Linked DNA regions of Homo sapiens: all the other regions are linked to region 3. Evidence: read pairs that join two places in POLR2A ChIA-PET (ENCODE). Cell type or tissue: HepG2. All regions are shown on one strand. Each heading gives the region's core, and the rest is flanking DNA. Links, peaks and the distances in the headings are about the cores only. Region 1 overlaps WWC2 (WW and C2 domain containing 2). Region 2 overlaps WWC2 (WW and C2 domain containing 2). Region 3 overlaps WWC2 (WW and C2 domain containing 2).

Region 1 (4,387 bases), core at 96-4,095, 140 kb after region 3:
GTAGTAGGTCCTTTAAAAAAAAAAGTTAATAGAACTGGAGCAAATCTACATTGGAACCTTCTAATTCAACAATTTTAGGTCATCTTTCATTCTTCCTATAAACTTTGGATTCATCTGCAGGCCTGATTAAATTAAAAGATTAGATCCCTTTTCAGTTACTAAATTACATTAATTAGTAGATGCAGAGATTGACAATAGAGTTAGAAGAAACTTTAGATATCTTCTGTGACTTTCAAACCTCTTTGACCACAGTAAGAAATAGATTTTACATCAAAACCCAGTAACACACAATTGTGTGTACCTATAGATACACAGGTGTGCATGCACGCGCACACACACACATACACACTCCAAATGAATTTCACAGAAATATGCCTACTCTTAAACTGGTGATGTACTCTGATTTTATTTTCTAGTATCTTCTATTTCATTTAAAAAAATACTAGTAACAACCTACTAAATTGATAGAATGCATTGCCATCACAGATGAGTTTGAAGAACACTGACTTTTTTTCACTGTATAGATGGAAAAATAGAAAAGACTTGCACAAGGTCACTAAAAGGTTTTTTTGTTCTTTTCTATATTATTTGATGTGACCATTTAAGTTTTATCCTCATATATATATACTATATATACTATTTATACTATATATACACTATACTATATATATACTATATATACTATATATATACTGTATATACTATATATGCTCTATATACTATATACTATATATATGCTATATATGCTATATATACTATATATACTATATACTATATATACTATATATACTATATACTATATATACTATATATTATATGTACTATATTCTATATACTATATATACTATATGTACTATATATACTATATACTACATATATACTATATATACTACATAATATATATATAATATATATACTATATATATATTATATATATAGTATATAGTATATATATCCCTTTGAGAGAAAATAGAGAAAGTTAGGTAAAAAATTTCAGATCTCTGATATTTCTAATTCCTCCTAATCATGAAAATTTTAAATATCAGGATTAAATACAGGCTCTTTTGTTGATAATAATGGTTTCTTATCATTTTATTAGGATTACCCTAGGGTTTCCTTTTTATTGTTTTAAGTAATTCAGATTAGTCTTTCCTTTTCAATACTTTCACTTGTTCATATCCTCCCTCTAAAGTAAACACAGTTTATTAAACCTGAGTGCCCACAGCAGGCACATTTGCTTTTGATTATTCTCTTTACCAAGCCAAACATGTCACCACAGGCAGTGCCATGCAGTAGACACACAGATGGGCTTGTTCCATGCCTGTGCCACTCATTAGCAACTTCTGAGCCTCAGTTTCCTAATCCCTAACATTGATGTGAGCTAAATAATCTCTTGGGTCCTGTCCAGATGTACAATGGCTTAATTGAAGAAGTCTTCAAAGTAGGAAGTTCTTTTACTGTATCTAAAATGAGAGATTATGTTATAGATATTCTGTTTCCACAATTTCAGCTGCATGAAGTGAGTGGGTTCCTATTGAAATAGAGATAACTTCTTAATGAAATTTTTAGAAATAAGACATGCATGTATTTTAAAGATACCGTTCATAGGAAAATGCTGTTTTGAGATAGATAAGACAACTGGTTTAATATGATCTCGCTTCCAAAGTCACATGTATGGAGGTGCAAAATTATATCCTGCTGTTATTTTTTCAATTATATAAAATGGTAAGTACCTACTAAAATAAAGTTGTTTTTTTCCATTGAGATTAGCTCTTTCCTTTTAATTTCACCTGGTAGGGAAGGTTTGCTGTCTTACTTGTTAAGCTTTATGAAACACTTTGTGTTTTCTGAACAGAGTCTTGCTAAGCTGCAGGAGCGGTTTCATTTGGATCAGAACATTGGCAGATCTGAGCCAGATTTGAGATGTAGTCCTGTGAACTCTCATTTATGTCTCTCCAGACAGACCCTTGATGCTGGGTCACAAACAAGCATTTCCGGAGATGTAAGTTATCTGTGCTGAAGAGTTGGCCCAGTGTTGTCCTTGATGGGCCTTAATTGCAATATGGATGGTGAACTGGAACCAGAAGTATATGTGACTTGGATTCTGGCTGTGTGCATTCAGTGTTCCATTTTCGTAAGATTAGTTTTAAAAATCATAGCCTTATCTTTTCTATCTAGGTGCCAAGTATGTCAGGATTTGTCCATATGAGTAGCTTTGTTCAAACTTTCTCATGCTATATTCCTTTAGAGACACGCTGAAAGGCTAGAGGCATATGAGAATTTAACTTTTTCCTATTACGTTTAGAGTCTTGGAAATGTAGGTCCTTTCAAATAAACATTAGGCCAATGAGAAACAGAAAAACATGCCTTTTAAGACTAATAAGAAAACTTGTTTTTGTAAATCTTAATTGATTATATTAAAATGTTTAATTTGTGATTTATATCTGCCATTTAAATATTTAATGTGGCTTGGCTATTGTTAACTATTTTACCTTCTCCATTTTGGGATGCCATTAGCAGGTATTTACTTCTCAATACATTCCCATTTCTTTTCATATTCTTTTATGCTGCTTTGAAATATGTGCTGTGAAAGTAAAACAGGTAGAGATCAACAGTAGGGCTTACCTGTTTGAAAATTAATTTTTGAACTTATTTAGTTTATATTTTGTACAGTTGAAAGCTAAATGCTAGAAATTAGGCTCATAAAGGCAAAAAAATTAGTTCCAGTTCATAAATTTTATTGACCTGTACACCCTTCATAAACTCTGAGATACCAGACACATTTACCTTGGTATTTACAGTATCAGGATATTTTTTATCTTGAATTTAACGTGTAGAGAAAATAATGTTAGAGTCTTTGAAAAACAGATGAGCTTGAATTGAAAGAAATGTTTTGCCCCTACTGAGACAATAAAATAAGTGTCTTTTAAAATTGGTGTTTCCCGATTTCAGTACCATCTTCTTTAACTTTTCAATTACACATACTTCCCAGAAACAAAAGCAATTTACTTCATTCATTAGCAGAGTTAATTGACTTTTTTCCTTTTTCTTTTTCCACTAGATTGGAGTAAGAAGTAGATCAAATTTAGCTGAAAAGGTCAGGCTAAGCCTACAGTATGAAGAAGCCAAAAGAAGGTAATGACAGAGAAGCTGTTTTGTGCATGGCTCAAACATTTTCTTTTCCAGAATTAATCTTTACTCCTGTGGTGACATCTGCTGGGCACTCCCCATACATTCTTACCAAGGCCACCCTTCGGTTTTAGCATGTCAGGGCTGCTTCCTCTCTGGTCTACCTTTTCTTCCCCCCGCCCTCCACCCCCCAACCACCAAAAGCTAAAGAACAGGGAGAATTAGTGAGAAGTATACAAATGAACTTGCCCCCTTCTCCTCTGAGAAAAAAGAAGCTTTGAGTTGGTACAATACTTAACTCTCAATTAAAAGTGAGAAGATTGGTTGCTTTGATGGAAATATGATACAGTGGTTCAGGTATAGGACTAAATAGCTGTTGAGGAGTTCTAAGGCAAATAAGTATTGATTTATTTGCCTTTGATTTGAAGGGAAGTCTTACTGCTAATGTCCTTGAAGGTGCTGAGGTGGCAGTTCCAGTCGACTTAGGTTAGGGAAAAGGAAGAGAGATTCTCATTTCTCTCTTTTACCTCATAAACTCTTCTTAATCCCTGTGCTATCTTTTACTTACTTTGTGATTCTGCTGGAGTGAGACATAAGAAACTTCCGTCTCAACAACAACAACAAAAAAGAGATTTCACTATCCGTATCTAGTAGATAGACTCAAATACTTTTCATAATATAGAACTCCTTATTATGAGGGAAAGGATTATACTGATACATTTGATTTCATTATTTTCCTCATAAGAGCTTTAAAATGCCATTGGGTTATTATTTAGGAGGACATTGGGAGAAACTGCATTATCGTCCTGCAAGAAACAGGAATTTATCATGTTTCTCCCCATGACCATGAAAAGCTCAGCTGAGAACCAGATATTGAAGTATATTCCTTATTATTGGTGATGATGATAACTTAAAAGCAATTGGCCGTAGTCCTTAGAGGTTATCAGGCTTTAACAAAGTAAAATAAATACAATATTCACCTCTATGTAACCTGTATTCTTAATATTACTTGGTTCCTCACTTCCTGAAAGAAACCTAAGCTTCATTCCACAAATTATTAACCATGTGAGCTTGAACAAGTCACTTAGGCGATCTGAACAGCAATTTACTCAGCTAATTTTAATGCCTTTAAATTTTCTCTGGGAGATTCTAAATTTCTTCAGGTTAGGGAAAAATGTTTAGGCTTTATTATCTCCTTCTCAGTGCCCAGATTAGTGCCTTCCCTTCAATAAGTATTGAGGATCAACTTCTGGTTTTG
Region 2 (4,387 bases), core at 209-4,208, 110 kb after region 3:
GAAGTCCAAAGGCAGTCTGTTGAATTCCTACTAGGTTAGAGAGGTCAGTTTTTTTATTCTGATCAGGGCTTCAACTGATTGGATGAGGTATATTCACATTATGGAGGGCAATCTGTATACTCAGAGTTCACCAGTTTAAAAATTAATCTTATCCAAAAATATCCTCCAAATTGACACATAAAATTAACTATTACATACCTACAACCTATGTGTCCATCACAGGTAAATGTCAACAAAATATGGCATATACATATAATGCAATATTATTAAGCTTTAAAACATAATGAAATTCTGGTACATACTACAACATGGATGAACCTTGAAAACATTATGTTAAGTGAAATAAGCCAGACACAAAAGAACAAATATGATTCATCTTATGTAAGGTACCTAGAATAAGCAATTTCATAGACACAGAAAATAGAACAGTGGTTACCAGGGGCTGAGGAAGAAGAGAAAGGAGTTACTGTTTAATAGGGACAGAGTTTCAGTTTAGAACAATGAAAAATTTCAGGAAATGACCAGTGATAATGGTTGCACTTAATACCACATGATTGTATACTTAAATGGTAAGTCTTAACATTTATATTTTACCACAAAAATAAAGAATAAAATAATTTTTCAGACAAACAAGAGAACTGAGTGCCTGCAGAGCTGTAACATATTAGATGTTAAAGGTAATGTCTTCAAGCAGAGGGAAAATGATACCACCTGGAAATTTGGATCTAAATAAAATAATGAAAAATGTTAGAGATGATACATATTCAAATACAAGACTTTTTAAATAATTTGAAGTCTCTTTAAATAAAAATGCCTATTTAAACAAAGATAATAAAATAGGTTGTGAGGTTTATAAAATATTTAAAAGCAAAATATAAGACATCACAGAATGGGGGAGAACGGAAGGATGCTGTCATAAGGCACTTTGACTATTCATAAAGTAGTGACTTTTATTGGAAGTAGACTGCACATTTTATACATTAGAGCAAACTTTTTCTATAAAGATCCAAATAGTAAATATTTTAGATGTTGCAGGTATAGTAAGCAGAATTCTAAAATATTTTCCAATCCTCCAAGGTTTTCCCCTCCCCCACCTTTCCTAGTATGCATGCCTTTCATAATTTCCAGGCTGAATATGATTCATTATTTAATATGGCAGAGTTAACTTTAAGATAGAGAAATTATTCTGGGTGGTAGAGAAATTATCCTGGGGAACTGGAGGTAACACACAAGCCCTTTAAAGACAGAATTTCTCTGGCTGGTTGTAGGGGAGGACATTAGATGTCAAAGCATAAGAGGGTTTAAATGTACCATTGCTGGATTACAGAGGGAGAGGCCAACATGGGAAGAAACTGAGAGCAACCTTGACTGATAGCCAGCAAGGAATACAAGTCTCAGTCCTAGAGCCACAAGGAACTGAATGCTGCCAAAAGTGAGAATGAAGTTTGGAGTGGATTTTTCTGCAAAGCCCCAGATGACAACTCAGCCTGGCTAACACCCTGATTTCAGCTTTGTGATAATTTGACCAGAGAGCCCAGAGAACCTAGTGAGCTATTAAATAATTGTAATTAATTTTAAGCTGCTAAGTCTGTGGTAATTTGTCCTGCAGCATCAGAAAACTCATATAGCAGGCCATGTGCAGTCTCTGGTGCAGATTTTTGCTCTTTTTTTCTACTTTTCTTGGATAATAGTTAAACATTTACAAACCTTTATTAACTTGTGGGCCATAAAACAAAAACAAAAATCAGGCCACAAGATGAGCTGTCATTTGCTGATTCCTGCCCTAGAGTATCCACTTTAAAAAAAAAAAAAAAAATGGCCGGGCGCGGTGGCTCACGCCTGTAATTCCAGCACTTTGGGAGGTCAAGGTGGGCAGATCACAAGGTCAGGAGATTGAGACCATCCTGGCTAACACAGTGAAACGCCATCTCTACTAAAAATACAAAAAAGTAGCCGGGCGTGGTGGCGGGCGCCTGTAGTCCCAGCTACTCGGGAGGCTGAGCCAGGAGAATGGCGTGAACCCGGGAGGCGGAGCTTGCAGTGAGCCAACATCGTGCCACTGCACCCCAGCCTGGGCGACAGAGCGAGACTCCGTCTCAAAAAGAAAAAAAAAAAAAAGGTAACACTTTTAAGCCAATAAAGGAGATAAAATGGAACCATTAGAAAAAATTTAGTTAACCCAAAAGAAGGCAAGAATAGAGGAAGAAAATATGACAATAAGAAAGCTAATATACTAAATGTATTAATAAATGGCCTAAATGCTCCAATTAAAAGGCAAAGATTATCAGAATGGTTAAAACAAGACCCAATTTCATGATAGCTGCAACAGACCTACTTTAAATATAAAGGCCTAGATAGGTTAATTAAAATATTCAAGAAGATATATCATGAAAATACAAATCCGAAGAATGTTGCAGTTGTCATATTAATATCAGACAAACTAAACTTCAGAACAAGGACTATTACTAGAGATTTTATAATCATAAATAGATCAGTTCATCAAAGGACATAAGAATCTTAAAGATGTATGCACATGCTAACAGAGCTTCAAATACCTGGAATAAAGACCAATACAACTGCAAGGTGAAGGACAAATCTCTAATTATAGTTGGACATGATAGAATGTGTAGTCAGATAATCAGCAATGCTGTCGAAGATGTAAACAATAACAGACCAACTTGATCCAATTAACATTTATAAAATAGAACACACCATTTAAAAACAGCAGAAGTGCACACGGAACATCACAAAAGTAATCCTTACTCTAGAATATGAAAAGAAGTCTCAGTACATTTAAGGGGACTCAAATGCATAGAGTATAACTACAGTGGAATTAAATTAGACATCATAAACAGAAATATATCTGGAAAAATTGTCAAATACTTGGAAATTATTAGCATACTTCTCAATAATTCATTGGCCAAAGAAGAGAGCTCATGAGGAACATTTAAAAATATTTTGAACTAAATAAAAGGGAAAATACACTGTATAAACATTTATTGGGTATAGCTACAGCAGTGCTTAATGGGAAGCCATTAGCAAATGGAAGTCTCATACATTGCTATGGGAATGCAAAATGGTACAACCCTTTTGGAAAGCGGGTTAGCGATTTCTTACAAAGTTAAACATATTTAACATACTATCTAGCAATCACACTTACAGGTATTTACCCAATATAAATGAAAGCATATACCCATACAACGAATTCAGTGTAAATATTTATGAGAGCTTTATGCTTATTAGCCTAAACTGGGAACCAGCCTAAATGTCTATCAATAGATAAATGGATAAACAAATTGTGATATATCCATAAAATGTAATTTAAAAGGAACAGGTTACTGATACAACATGGATGAATTTCAAAAACAGTGAAAGTTTAGTGGTTGCTAGGGGCCAGGTAGAGATAGACTATAAAGAGGCGTGAGGAAATATTTTGTTGTCGTCCTGGTGGTACATGATTATATATACTTGTCTAAACTCATCATATTGTACATTTAAAATTTGTGCCATTTATTATAAATAAATATGGTTAAAATACCATTTTCTATGTGGGAGGAAAAGATTCAGATGAATAATTATTAGAACTAATAAATAGAATCTATATGTATTTTATATATATGTAAAATCTTTTAACATATCTATGATAGCCATTCATAATATATAAAATTAAAAAATCATATTCACAATAGCAAACCCAAATCATAAAATATCTAGAATTAACTTTTATCAAGAAATATAGTGGTCCTATCTAGAGAAAATTATAAAACATTTTTGAAGGATATAAACAAATTTTAATAAATGAAAGATATTTTAAAAAATAGAAACAATATAAGGATGCAATATCAAAATCCTAATTTGGGGATGTAGGAGGGGGAACAAGAGAGAAATTTTCAGAATATCATCTGGACATGTTACTAGAACAAATTTACCTTACATATAAAAATATGTGGCCAGGCGTGGTGGCTCACTCCTAGCACTTTGGGAGGCTGAGGCGGGCAGATCACTTGAGGCCAGGGGTTTGAGACCAGACTGGCCAACGTGGTGAAAACCCATCTCTACTGTTAATAAAAATACAAAAATTAGTCGCATGTGGTGGTGCACATACCTGTAGTCCCAGCTACTCAGGAAGCTGAGGCACGAGAATCACTTGAACCTGGGAGGCAGAGGTTGCAATGAGCTGAGATTGTGCCACTGTACTCCAGCCTGGGAGACAGAGTGAGATGCTGTCTCAAAAAATAAAATAATAAAAATATAGTTACGTGCCAAATAAATGACACTGCAGTCAATGACAAACCACATATATATGATGGTAGTCCCATGAGATTATGATGCCATGTTTTTGCTATACCCTTTCTATCTTTTGATATGTTTAGATACACAAATGCTT
Region 3 (4,387 bases), core at 148-4,147:
CCCCAAAACCGTAGTAACTCCAGTCTAATCTTGAGAAAAACACCTACTGGATCCCAGTAGAGGGGTATCCTATAAAATACCTGACCAGTACCCCTCAAAACCGTCAAGATCCTCACCAATAAGGAAAGTCTGAGAAACCCTCACAGCCATGAGGAGCGTAAGGAGACACCAAGACTAAATGTAATGTGTCCCAGGGGTGGAGGAGTCCTGGGCTGGAAAAAGGACATTAGGTGAAAACTAAGGAAATCTGAATAAGGTATGGATTGTAGTTAAAATTTTTTTTTTTTTTGAGACACAGCCTCACTCTTTCACCCAGGCTGGAGTGCAGTGTTGTGATCTCGGCTCACTGCAGCCTCAGCCTCCCGGGTTCAAGCAATTCTCCTGCCTCAGCCTCCCCAGTAGCTGGGATTACAGGCATGTGCCACCACACCCAGCTAATTTTTGTATTTTTAGTAGAGATAGGGTTTCACCATGTTGGCCAGGCTAGTCTTGAACTCCTGACCTAGTGATCTGCCTGCCTCGGCCTCCCAAAGTGCTGGGATTACAGGTGTGAGACACCACACCCGGCCCGATTGTAGTTAATTTTATTAATGTTAATAGATGTACCATACCAACAGGGAAAAGTAAGTGTGGACTATATATGGCAACTTTCCACACTAATTTTGTGGTTTTTTTTCTATAAATCTAAGACTGTTCTAAAAAATAAAATTTTAAAAGACCTCTTAAAAGTCACACAAAACGAAGTGATTTTCTTTGGTGGAAGCATAACCATGTTTGTTGTTTATATGAAAATTCTGCTTTGTAGGCCTCATTTTAGCCCTCCAGCTAAGAATGGGTTTTAAATCATGAAAAGCTGTAAACAAACAAACAAAAATAAAGAAGAATATGTGACAGAGACTAAATGTGGTTCACAAAGCCTGGAATGTTTACTTTGGCCCTTTACAGAAAGAGTTTGCCATTGTCTTTAAAAATTTTATAGCAATATTTTTAAATGTTTCTATAAATATTAACCTTTTATGATAAAATGGCACATTTATTAGTGATCATTGCACATTCTTTTATGCCAGCAGTCCCCAACCTTTCAGGTACCAGGGACTGGTTTTGTGGAAGACAATTTTTCCACAGAATGGGATTGGAGGAGTTGCGAGGGATGGTTTCAGGCTGAAACTGTTGGATCTCAGATCATCAGGGATTAGTTAGATTCTCATAGGAGCGCACAGCCTGGATCCCTCACATGTGCAGTTCATTATAGGGTTCGCTCTCCTATGAGAATCTAATGCCACCACTGATCTGACAGGAGGCGGAGCTCAGGCGGTCATGCTTGCTCGCACCACACACCTCCTTCTGTGCGGCCCAGTTCCTAACAGGCCATTGACCGGTACCAGTCTGTGGCTAGGGGTTGGGAACCCCTGATTTATTCCACAAGGGATTTGGACTCTAGGTACTGTGTGGGACAAAGGTGAGTCAGACATGGGTGCTGAATTTGAGGAGCTGTCTTGTATCTCATGTTACTTTTTTTTTTGTTTTTAAAACAAGGAAATGCAGCATGTTACTTAGTTTCCCAAACTGGTTCTTTGAATTAGCTGGACCTAATGGTAGTGGAAATAGGTCTGTTACTCTTAAGGTAAGAATGATTTCATGGGTCCCTGTTCAAATGTAGCAGCCTGTGGATTCTGTATACCTCATGATTATTTTGATGGAAAATCAAGAGACATCTCTGGGCACCTGGCTTTGCCATGGCAGGGCCTAAAGTAGAGATTGCTTTTGTGGTGTAGAGACAGCTCAACCCCAGTCACTCAATAAAGTTACCAGATACCAGGCGCTGCTATATAATTCTTAAGAAGAGTTGTACATAGGACATGAGAAAAACAGGCAAAATGAATTTTTGGAAGTACCATAGTTGTTTGTTTATACTTGACTGTTGGAAGTATATAGTATTATGCTTTGGTAGTTAGAAATACTGACTTTCTTGTGGCATATTGATAATATTTATAAAATTACTAGGTGATGATCAAGCAAAAAATTATTCCATATATTATCCTTGTGATGCCTGTCACTTTGAAGCATGTCCCAAAGACTGCTCTGTAGAGCTATTTTTTTTTTTTTTTTTTTGCTTTGTCAGTAATTTTTCCTATACTTTTTGCCCTGATGTCAGTAAACAAATCATGGTTCCAAAATGGAGCCAGCTCAGAAGTGAGGTAGTCATGCACTAACAGAGTTATGTATTGGGAGCTGTTTTTTCACTCCTGTAGCTCATGAGGAATTACAATAGTTCCAATAGAGCATTTGAATAAAGGTGTACATTTAATGTACTTTGGTTTCACTAGGAGTGGAGGTAGGAAATTTAATTTTAAAGAAGCATAGACATTGTGTTATGACAATAATCACTTTTAACTAAGTAAGTGTCCCTGGTATTTTTGTGAAAATGAGTATGTCAACATTTGGAAGGCAAAGAGGCTTTCCTTTGGTGTGAACTTTGCTCCTGCTGCATGTGCAGTGTTGTTTTCTGGTGTGGCCTGGGTTGTGTTGGTCACCAGTTCTGAATGTGAACAACAGAGGTAAACGTTGAATTATAGAGATTGGTGCTACAAACCCCTGATTAAAATCCTGATTTACAGGGCTGGGCTCGGTGGCTCACGCCTGTAATCCTAGCACTTTGGGAGGCTGAGGCGGGCGGATCACGAGGTCAGGAGATTGAGACCATCCTGGCTAACATGGTGAAACCCCATCTCTACTAAAAATATAAAATAATTAGCCGGGCGTCGTGGCAGGCGCTGGTAGTCCCAGCTCTTCGGGAGGCTGAGGCAGGAGAATGGCGTGAATCCAGGAGGCGGAGCTTGCAGTGAGCGGAGATTGCACTACTGCACTCCAGCCTGGGCGACAGAGCCAGACTCCATCTCAAAAAATAAAATAAAATTCTGACTTACTAATGGACTGTAGAATACGTTGCATACTTTATTGACAGTTGTGCATTTTATAATTGCATAATTGGTATGAAGTGGCAGTGATATTCAGTTAAGTTTAAAATGTGGTAGACAACTTTGCACAAGATTTGAGGAGCATGTAGTTTCATTTAGTGTGAAACTTGAATCTACTCTGCAGTTTTCCTTAGCATTATGGTTTTTAATAGAGATACATTAGAATTCCAGTCTTTTTTTTTCTTTGAAACTGTGACAGTGAATGAATGTGTGGAATCTGCTTTGTACATAGTATCACTGGGTTATCAGCTTTGTTGACTTACTGGTCTAGGTGTAATTTTGGGCTGGTTGGTAATTCTGTCCATACCATATGTTCTTTTCTTATCTGCTGCTTATCAGTGTTTGAGTTTGATAAAAACAGATCATTTACTTTCTGTTTTGTTTTTTTTTTTTTGATACCGGGTCTCACTCTGTTGCCCAGGCTGGAGTGCAGTGGCGTGATCATGGCTCGTTGCAGCCTCAATCTCCCTGGGCTCAGGTGATCCTCCCACCTCAGCCTCTGGAGTAGCTGGGACTACAGGGGTGCGGCACAACACCTGGCTAAGTTTTTTTGTACTTTTTGTAGAGTCAGGGTTTCGCCATGTTGCCCAGGCTGGTCTCCAACTCCTGGCCTCAAGCATTTCTCCCATCGTGGCCTCCCAAAGTGCTGGGATTACAGGCGTGAGCCACCACGCCCAGCCAGATCATTTACTTTTTTCCTTCTTTGTCTCCCTTCCCCTTTTCTGCTAAATGACATAGCTAATGATATTTCTCATAGGACAGCATGACTAGAAACCAGTATTTAACTTGGCAGAATGTTTAACATAACATCAGTGCCCTGGTTTGCTATTGTAGATTGAAAGACTACAAAACTAACTTGATTGTCTAACTCTACTTTCAGTCCTTCATTTACCCCTGAAGGTATGCCTGTAGAACGTATGTAGATGCATTCTTGAGAGATTTCCTAGTGTCTCATGTGTAAGGAGCTTGTGTGTGTCTGCATCACTAATGTTTTCATAAAATTGATTCTAAGTTATTTGAGAATAGAGACCTGCTTTGTGTGTGCCCCTTCATGCTCTGTGCTTAGATTGCCTGTCCCCACAGGGACACTTAACACGGCGGAGGCCTGTACCCATAGAAATGAAATGTATGCATTTGAAGGACCTTTTCCTTCTTCCAGTAACCTCCATAATTTGTCCCCAGCTTACTTTACTGACTTCACCACCTAGTCATTCACTCAGTCACTCATTCATTCATTCAATCAAACTATTCGTCACACATTTATTGGAAACACTATATGCCTAGCACATACATTTCGGGGACACGGTGTTGAATGAAATAGGTGAGATCTCTGTTTTCATGGATTTTATATTCTACTTTGGGGAAGGCAAACAGATTCTAAAGATAGTAGTGAATTTGCTTTGATTAAA

What was found. Peaks named below come from ENCODE experiments on the same cell type or tissue, not always from the same donor. Only the 100,000 strongest peaks of a DNase experiment are listed, where the experiment ranks them.
Region 1: POLR2A ChIA-PET joins it to region 3 with 5 read pairs; 6 of 35 experiments call an interaction of 5 or more read pairs at or near these places.
Region 2: POLR2A ChIA-PET joins it to region 3 with 6 read pairs; 10 of 35 experiments call an interaction of 5 or more read pairs at or near these places.

What each region holds. Positions count from the first base shown.
Region 1 is chr4:183,246,859-183,251,245 of GRCh38, forward strand. It overlaps WWC2 (WW and C2 domain containing 2), which reads left to right. Exons shown (of 23, transcript NM_024949.6): 7 at 1,856-2,002; 8 at 3,062-3,135. Among named protein-coding and RNA genes, the nearest start is that of WWC2-AS1, 8.4 kb to the left of the region's middle. In HepG2, for the core only: a CTCF peak has its summit at 3,219 (motif pointing left); no DNase peak of the experiment used is centred there.
Region 2 is chr4:183,218,736-183,223,122 of GRCh38, forward strand. The region is part of intron 4 of WWC2 (WW and C2 domain containing 2); the gene reads left to right. Among named protein-coding and RNA genes, the nearest start is that of WWC2-AS1, 20 kb to the right of the region's middle. In HepG2, for the core only: no CTCF peak of the experiment used is centred there; no DNase peak of the experiment used is centred there.
Region 3 is chr4:183,108,340-183,112,726 of GRCh38, forward strand. The region is part of intron 1 of WWC2 (WW and C2 domain containing 2); the gene reads left to right. Among named protein-coding and RNA genes, the nearest start is that of WWC2, 11 kb to the left of the region's middle. In HepG2, for the core only: no CTCF peak of the experiment used is centred there; DNase peaks (open chromatin) are centred at 2,492 and 3,242; H3K4me3 peaks cover 1,193 bases.